Regions from separate parts of the Mus musculus genome. Here all the other regions are linked to region 3. The links are chromatin loops, found by intact Hi-C in ENCODE. Cell type or tissue: heart. All regions are shown on one strand. Region 1 holds the start of Hddc3 (HD domain containing 3). Region 2 overlaps Blm (Bloom syndrome, RecQ like helicase). Region 3 has its middle 28 kb from the start of Gm42398.

Region 1 (2,500 bases), 240 kb after region 3:
CTTGCTTCTTGGTCATGATGTTTGTGCAGGAATAGAAACCCTGACTAAGACAGAGGTTTAGTCGGAGGTGTTACGACCACCCCTCCCCACTCTACCCCCCGACTTATTTCTGGGAATCTAACCAACCTGTATTTTCAGAAGCTGGCCATCCCCTCCCCCTCTCTCCTCAGAGCCAGTAGGAGAGCATACCTGTAGGGGTGCAGCGATTCAGGTCCCTCAGATTGTATAGCTTGTCTGCCAGCTTCACCAGTTTGGCCCCTGGGCTGCTGTGTGGTGCCTGCTCCACCTGTTGCCGCTTTCTTTCCAGTTTGGGCAGAGTCTTGTCATCTGTTACCTCCTCCACCAAGCGTCGAACCTGTGCTCCAAAGTGCAGCTCTACCTCATCCAGGGTAGTATCTGTGTCTTCTACTGTGTCATGGAGCAGGGCGGCCTGGGGATAGGTTACCATTCAGCCCAGTGACACTAACCTACTAGCCAAATAAATAGCACCCATTGTTCAACAGTACTCTGGTTTCCCGCACCAGCCTCCTGGCAGAGAAGGGTAGCCTTACCTGTAACACCACAATATCAGTGATTCCAGCCTCATGGGTTAGGATCCGGGCTACACCTGGCAGGGGCAAAGCAGAAGTCAGTCTAGAAGGAGCCAGATGTAGCACCTCACCAGCTGGATGACCTTGGAAAGTCCCTTACCCTCTTGGGATATCGACTGTACCAAGGGAGCACTCCTGCCTTCTACCCCAGGTGAGGCTTACACGCATAACGCATGAAAAGTGGTTGATACAACGCTTGGGACTCGAAGAAGGCGCTCAGTAATTTATATGCGCTTTGTGTTCCCGTCCCAGTTAGTCCCCACCCGCCACGGGCCGCGAGGGCTGCTTCCCAACTGGCGCGCCCACCGATGGGGTGATTAATGTAGGGAGTCCCTTCAGGATCTTTTCGTCGCTGCTGTCGGTGTTTGTGAGCGGCGAAGTCAGCAGCCTCCAGCAGCTGAGCTGCCTCCGAGCCCATTGCGCTGGTGGCGCGAGGGACTGAAGCTTCGGAGTCCGAACAAATCACCTATAGCGCCGCCTGGCGCTTCGGAGGCTCGGAGAACGGAACTATTTCTAACAAGCTGTAATTCATTCATCCCCCCTCCCCCAACGTGTGTGCGCGTGCGTGTGGATTATAGAGGCTATAAGTCTCCACCTTAGTTTTTGGAGACAAAGACTCTCCTTGAACCTGTAGCCCAGGTATTTAGCAAGACTAGCTACCGAACGAGTTTCAAGGAGTCTCCTGTCTCTGCCTCCACAGTACAACAGGCGTAGGTTGCCATCCCCAGCTTTTTTACCTGGCTATTGCAATAATCTGAAAGAATGCAAGTCCTTATTCTTGTGCAGCAAGCACTTTACCCACTGAACCATCATCCCATTCTCAACGGAGGTTCTTTAAAGACCGAGATCCTGGATATAGAAGTTTTCAACAATCACAGCGGCTGGTGCAGCGTTCTCCCCACCATGCCCCAGGACGTAGTAGAACTAACAGTCTTTGCAGAAAAGGGAGACAAAACCAAAAGTGATAGTTTCACAGAGTGCTGGGTACAGAGCTGGAAGGCACGGGTGGCCGTGGGATCGTGGGGGGAAAGCCCATTTTATCTAGCCTGGGAGGCAGAGACAGCGTCTTCCACGAGAAAAAGGCCATCTACAGCCTGGCACAACACCCAGACCGTTTTCAACGTGCTCCAAACATCGCTCTCCTCACAGGGTCAGTCTCTGTTATCTTGGGCATCTGAACCTAACATCTTGGCCCTAGAGATGCTAGGATTTGACCTGGAGAGTTGGATCTTGCTTAATTGCTTCAGATGTGGGCTCCTGGGACACAACACTGTTTCTACAGAAACCGTTTGCATTCATCTCTTGAATCATGAGGGAGCCTGCTTCAGTCCCCAGACCTCTGCTCTGGGCCCTTGAGGTAGTGAGTCTTGTCCCCGCGGTTTCAGGAGCATAGTGTTGCCTAGCTTGGGTAGGCACTGGAACAATCCTTCTCTCTTTACCGGCCATCGAGCTTTGGATCTTCTGGAGAAATCCCGTCTTGGCGTTGGCAGCTCTGAAGTATGAGGGATAAGCAAGACCTTGGCATCTCCCCAAAGGGTTCTGAGAAGTGGAGACAGCCAGCTGCTAAGTGTATTCCACCAGGCAGGTAGCTTTTGTGTCTGGGCTGGCAGCTGGGGAGATAAGGCTCAGGGGAAAGCCTAATGACTGGACTCTCTGACAGGCTTGGTGGTTGCCATGGCGCTGCAGTTACAGAGGGATGCCCCACAGGCTGAACAGAGGTCTCTGGGGTCTAAAATGGAATAATCCATATCCCCCAAGGTGTCCGTGCAGCCTAGAAATTGAGGAATGGGTAGATAGAAACACAGTTGGCTTCACACGCTCATTTCATTTCTTTCTTTCTTCTTTCCTTTCTTTCTTTCTTTCTTCCTTTTTGACAATGGCTCAACTTTTTCTCTCCTGGCATTCCTTTC
Region 2 (2,500 bases), 110 kb after region 3:
TTTTTTTTTGGTTTTTCGAGACAGGGTTTCTCTTTATAGCCCTGGCTGTCCTGGAACTCACTTTGTAGACCAGGCTGGCCTCGAACTCAGAAATCCGCCTGCCTCTACCTCCCGAGTGCTGGGATTAAAGGCGTGCGCCACCACGCCCGGTGTGTGTGCTCCCTTAAATATGTTTTATAATCCTATGTTTTTGAGACTCTGGTCTCCTTTATGCTGGCACAGGTACTGATCATGGGAAATGGCACTAGCCACAGTAACTCCTGTGAAAAAGTGAGCTACAAAGAGATTTTGTAACTTGCCCTAGGGAACGTGAAGGACCATTTATGGGAGGAACGGCCTGATGCACTGGCATCATTGGTGCAGTGTGGGTCATCCTCACTTCCCATGTTAGGGCAGTTTTTTCAGTTGGGTTGGTTGTTTTGTTTTTGTTTTTTAAAACAAGGTTGCTAGTTTCTTATTGTTGTTTGTTGGGCTTTTTGTTTGTTTAGTTGGTTTTCTTTTGAGATACAGTCTCACTTGGTATAGCCCAGGTTGGCCTTGAACTTGTGATCCCCTGCCTCAGTCTTAAGTGCTGGTACTGCAGCAGTGAACCACCAAGCCACCTCTTGCTGTCTTAAATGCTTTACTACCTGTCAGCTCATTTTATCTTTACCACAGTTCTAAACGATGAGACAATTGCTTACCTTATTGTCAAGGAGAGGATGAGCTGGAGAAGTGGTGAGGCGCAGGTCCCTAATCTCCAAGTTCATCTAACTGTAAAGCCTGAGTGTGATCTTTACTGCACCAAGGATACTCAGCACAAAGCAATGAGTTGTTCATATGTGGATGGCTGGTTTGTATTCTTAAACAGAACCTGGACAAGCAGCCTTCCATGTATGGTGCCTTGATTGATTTCAGCTTTATGATAGCTTAATTTGTTCAATTAAGCCATACTTTAAATTTTAAATTTGGTAGGGGGAGGCTTGGGAGGAAGGCTCTAATTTTTTTTTTTAACATTTATTTATTTATTTATTTATTTATTTATTTAATGTACTTGAGTGCCCTGTTGCTTACTTCAGACACACCAGAAGAGGGCGTCAGATCCCATTACAGATGGTTGTGAGCCACCATGTGGTTGCTGGGAATTGAACTCATAGCCTCTGGAAGAGCAGCTAGTGGTCTTAACCGCTGAGCCATCTCTTCAACCCCATCTAAAATTTATTTTATATGTATATGTAAATGCCCGAATGTACATGTCAACCACATGTGTGCCTGGTGCCTGTGAAAACTAGAAGAGGGCATCAGATTCCTTGATAGCTGAATATGGTCTGCCATGTGGGCCCTGAGAACCAAACCTATATCCTCTACATGAACAGCAAGTGCTTTCAACCACTGAGCTATCTCTCCACCCCTATACTTTTATGAGCTAGTGAAATACAGTTTGATTTTATCTTGTGATGTGTGGTGCTGGCAGCCTCAACTTGCAGTCAGCCGTACAATCGCCAGGGTCAGTGACCAGCAGTTTACACCTGCTATGTTACCCAGCATCTTCAGGGACATTAAGTGCATGACCCATGTATATTTTCAACTCAAAACAGGCTTGTCAAAAATATGGTCTTTCGCCAGGCAGTGTTGGCTCATGCCTTTAATCCCAGCACTTGGGAGGCAGAGGCAGGCGAACTTCTGAGTTCCAGGACAGCCTGGTCTACAAAGTGAGTTCCAGGACAGCCAGGGCTACACAGAGAAACCCTGTTTCAAAAAACCAAAAATAAATAAATAAATAATGGTCTTTCATAACTCTTAAAAAAATTTGTGTTATTAAGTCTAAGTATTCAAATCACGATAACCTAGCAACCATTTGAAAAAATAATACTCAGAAAATGGAAGTACAATAGTAATTTGATTCTTTAATAATAATGATTGCCTATTAATGGAAAGTATACACCAGTGGTTTTTATTGCATTTTAATTTATTTCCTGTGTGTACATGCACAGGTGCATGCCACAGTGCATGTGTCGTGGTCAGAGAACAACTTACGTGAGTTGGTTCTCGCCTTTTACCGTATAGGTTCCAAGAATTAAGCCCAGGTCATCGGGCATAGCAGAAAGCACCTACCCTGCTCAGCGCCTCACCAGCCTCATTTCTTGATCTTAAACTTCGGACTCAAATAGCTTATGTGCACTCCTAGCTTCTGTTTTGTGTAAGCAAATGTGGGGGTTGGTAGGGATCAAACCAGGGCCTTGCATGTACATGCTAGGCAAGCTTTGTTCCACTGAACGACATCCCCAGGCCTTGGGGCTTTTGTTGGGTGGTTGTGGTAGTTGTTTGAGACTAGCTCTCAATTATTAAGCCCTGGCTGGCCTAGAACGCACTGTGTAGACCAGGCTGGCCTTAAACTTTCAGAAATATACCTGCCTCTGCTGCCTCAGTGCTGGAATTAAAGGTGTGTGCCACCATGCCTGGCCAGTCCTGTCTGTTTGTTTGTTTGTCTGTTTTGAGACAGGGTTCTCACTATGTAACC
Region 3 (2,500 bases):
CTCGGGTCCTGCCTTGTTAGTTCCTATCCTGCTGACCCTCCCCCAACCCAGAAGCCCTCCCTTGGACTACACCCTTTCCCTCAGGCCCACACACTCCCCTATAGTCCTTCATCATCTGCTTCCGCCAAGCGTGTACCCCTCACCCTCGGTCTCATCCACGTGCCACCCCACCTACCTTCTACTTACAAATCTGTGCGTGAGGACTGCACAGATGGCTCAGTGGTTATGAGTACCGATTGCTTTTTCAGAGGACCTGGGTTCAACTCCCAGCACCCACCTAGCAGCTCACACCTATCTGTAATTCTGGTTCCTGAGAATCTGGCACCCTCACATGTAGGCAAAACACCAAAGCACAGAAGAAGAATAAACCTTGTTAAAAGTGAAAAAATCTGTGGGTGAGAAACCATCCCTCAGTATTGGCCTTCCATGCCCACAGTTCTCAAGGGTTCAGGTGGGCGCGTGGCTGTTGCCCTTATGCCGAATCCCTGTGCCTGGCATAGAGTCGGAGCTCAGTCACTACCTCCCTGCTGCTAAGCTCTTTCTGTGGTCACAGTTGTCACCCCAGTGCTCCAGCTGCTGAGTAAGCCATTCTCTCCACACTCAATCCAGCCTGAGCCCCAGTGGGACACTCAGAAGCCCCCACTCTGGCTCCCTCCTCACCCCTGCTCACCCAGCAGCCCCGTCTACACTCAACAGAGTGGTGCTTTTTTTCCATATTTTCTGCTCATTCTTTGAGAATTTCATACATCTCTGCAGTGGATACTGGTTAAACAACACACCCCATGCCCCCTTCACCTCCTAGACCTCACCGCCACCTCCCTCCCCCCACACCAATTCATCCTTTTATAGCCCATGGGGTTCAGTGAGCACTGTCCTTAGCCACTGGGACACGGGCATCCTAAAGGATCACGTCCACTCAGAGGGACAGATTTTACTTCATCTTTCTGCACCTCTGAAATGAAACAAACACCTTCCATGTCATGATACTGGGTTGTGGGAAGTGAACTTGCACAATTCAAGAATTTAGAATTGTTCCTGGCACCAAGAATTCCATCAGCCGATGTCAGTTTTTTTAAGACCCTGGCTGGCCTGGAGTTCACAGGGATCCTCCTTTGCCTCTGACTCCAGCGCTGGAACTGAAGCCATGCCACACCTGGCAGTCAACATCATTTTTTACAACTATTTGTTACATGAATCTGTCCCTTTGAGGACAATATGTACTGATGCTTAGAGTACTGGGCTTGTACAACACTTGATTTGAAATGCCAAATATTAGCACTGGAGGGTTACTCTAAATGGGCTTCACTGTGCAGCTCTGGAAAGTAAGATTTGCAGTAAGATCTTGGGGCTGTGTCCCCATGTGAACACTAGATGGAGCTGAGGCTGTACGAGTGGTTCTAAGGACAGGGGAAACAACCAAAGAAAGAGAGCCACTTGATCCCCTGGGTCTCTGAAGATTGGCATCAGGAAGGACTGACGCCCACAGTGACAGAAGGCCATCAGCATCCTTAGTGACCACTACCAACGATCAGACACTGCACACCCACGTTCCTTCCAGCAACCTAAAAGAACTGCAGAGAGGCTCAGGGTCACCTATCTGCCAGTGGGCACGCAAGGCCCTGACCCTAAGGAGACTGACTCCACGACCTCCTGCTTTCTGTCTCTGTCCTTGCCATGGCACAGGATTCCCAAGGCTTCAAGCTACATCCTGAAGCCGGGCAAGCTGCTATACACATGGAAGCCGAATGCTTGGGAGGTGGGACAGATGTCCACGGCCAGCCTCAGCTATATGACAAGACTGAAGCCAGCCTGGGCTACATGATACCCTGTCTTAGAAATACATACATATATATACACGTATACATACATACATATATATGGAGAGAGAGAGAGAGAGAGAGAGGTGCTGGAGAGGGAACTCAGTGGTTAAGATCACTGACTGCTCTTCAGAGAACCCAGACTCAATTCCCAGCACCTGCACGGCAGCTCACAACCATTCAAGACTCCAGTTCCAGGGAGCCTATGCCCTTTTCTGGCCTCTGTAGGCACTGGATGCATTTTTTTTAATGTAAAATTTAAAAAAAAAAAAAAGGTGTTTTAAAGGGCTTTACTGGCCTGGGGAAGAAAGTGAAACCCTGAATTGATCTCTACCACTGTCCAGAAAGAAAGAGCCTTGTTTTTATAAATGTGCACATTCATGATCACAGATGCAAAACAGCGCCGAGCCACACCCCTGAGGCTAGGCTTTCAAGTGGTTGGAACCTGGAACTCCTAGAAATCACTGGGGCTGGCTGGTACCCAGGCAGCTTTGGTAGAGAGGTGTGCACCGTGGATGATAGAGAAAGGATCAGCGGTAGGGGAATGCGCCCCAGTAATAGTGTGCTTTTAAGAAAAAAAAATTCTGTTTAACAGAACAAAAGGAAATCTAGATGTGATGGGGAAAGTTACCAAGCCACAAAGAGTCACATGCTTTTTACGTCGCTAATACGTTTTTTCAAAG

The links. Hi-C counts contacts between places; a loop is a spot of excess contacts. Peaks named below come from ENCODE experiments on the same cell type or tissue, not always from the same donor. Only the 100,000 strongest peaks of a DNase experiment are listed, where the experiment ranks them.
Region 1: a loop joins it to region 3, with 4 times the contacts of the local background. A loop is called at or near these places in 4 of 42 quality-filtered maps.
Region 2: it touches region 3 in a loop (2.2-fold over the local background); 3 of 42 quality-filtered maps call a loop at or near these places.

What each region holds. Positions count from the first base shown.
Region 1 is chr7:80,341,646-80,344,145 of GRCm38, reverse strand. It overlaps Hddc3 (HD domain containing 3), which reads right to left and starts at 1,009. Exons shown (of 4, transcript NM_026812.2): 1 at 897-1,009; 2 at 552-607; 3 at 190-430. The coding sequence starts at 1,008. In heart, CTCF peaks have their summits at 850 and 1,057; DNase peaks (open chromatin) are centred at 1,055 and 2,246; H3K4me3 peaks cover 1,289 bases; H3K27ac peaks cover 1,124 bases.
Region 2 is chr7:80,470,546-80,473,045 of GRCm38, reverse strand. All of the region lies in intron 15 of Blm (Bloom syndrome, RecQ like helicase), which reads left to right. Among named protein-coding and RNA genes, the nearest start is that of Blm, 63 kb to the left of the region's middle. In heart, a CTCF peak has its summit at 1,094 (motif pointing right); no DNase peak of the experiment used is centred here.
Region 3 is chr7:80,583,135-80,585,634 of GRCm38, reverse strand. No RefSeq gene overlaps it. Among named protein-coding and RNA genes, the nearest start is that of Gm42398, 28 kb to the right of the region's middle. In heart, a CTCF peak has its summit at 1,359 (motif pointing right); DNase peaks (open chromatin) are centred at 1,564 and 2,267; H3K27ac peaks cover 635 bases.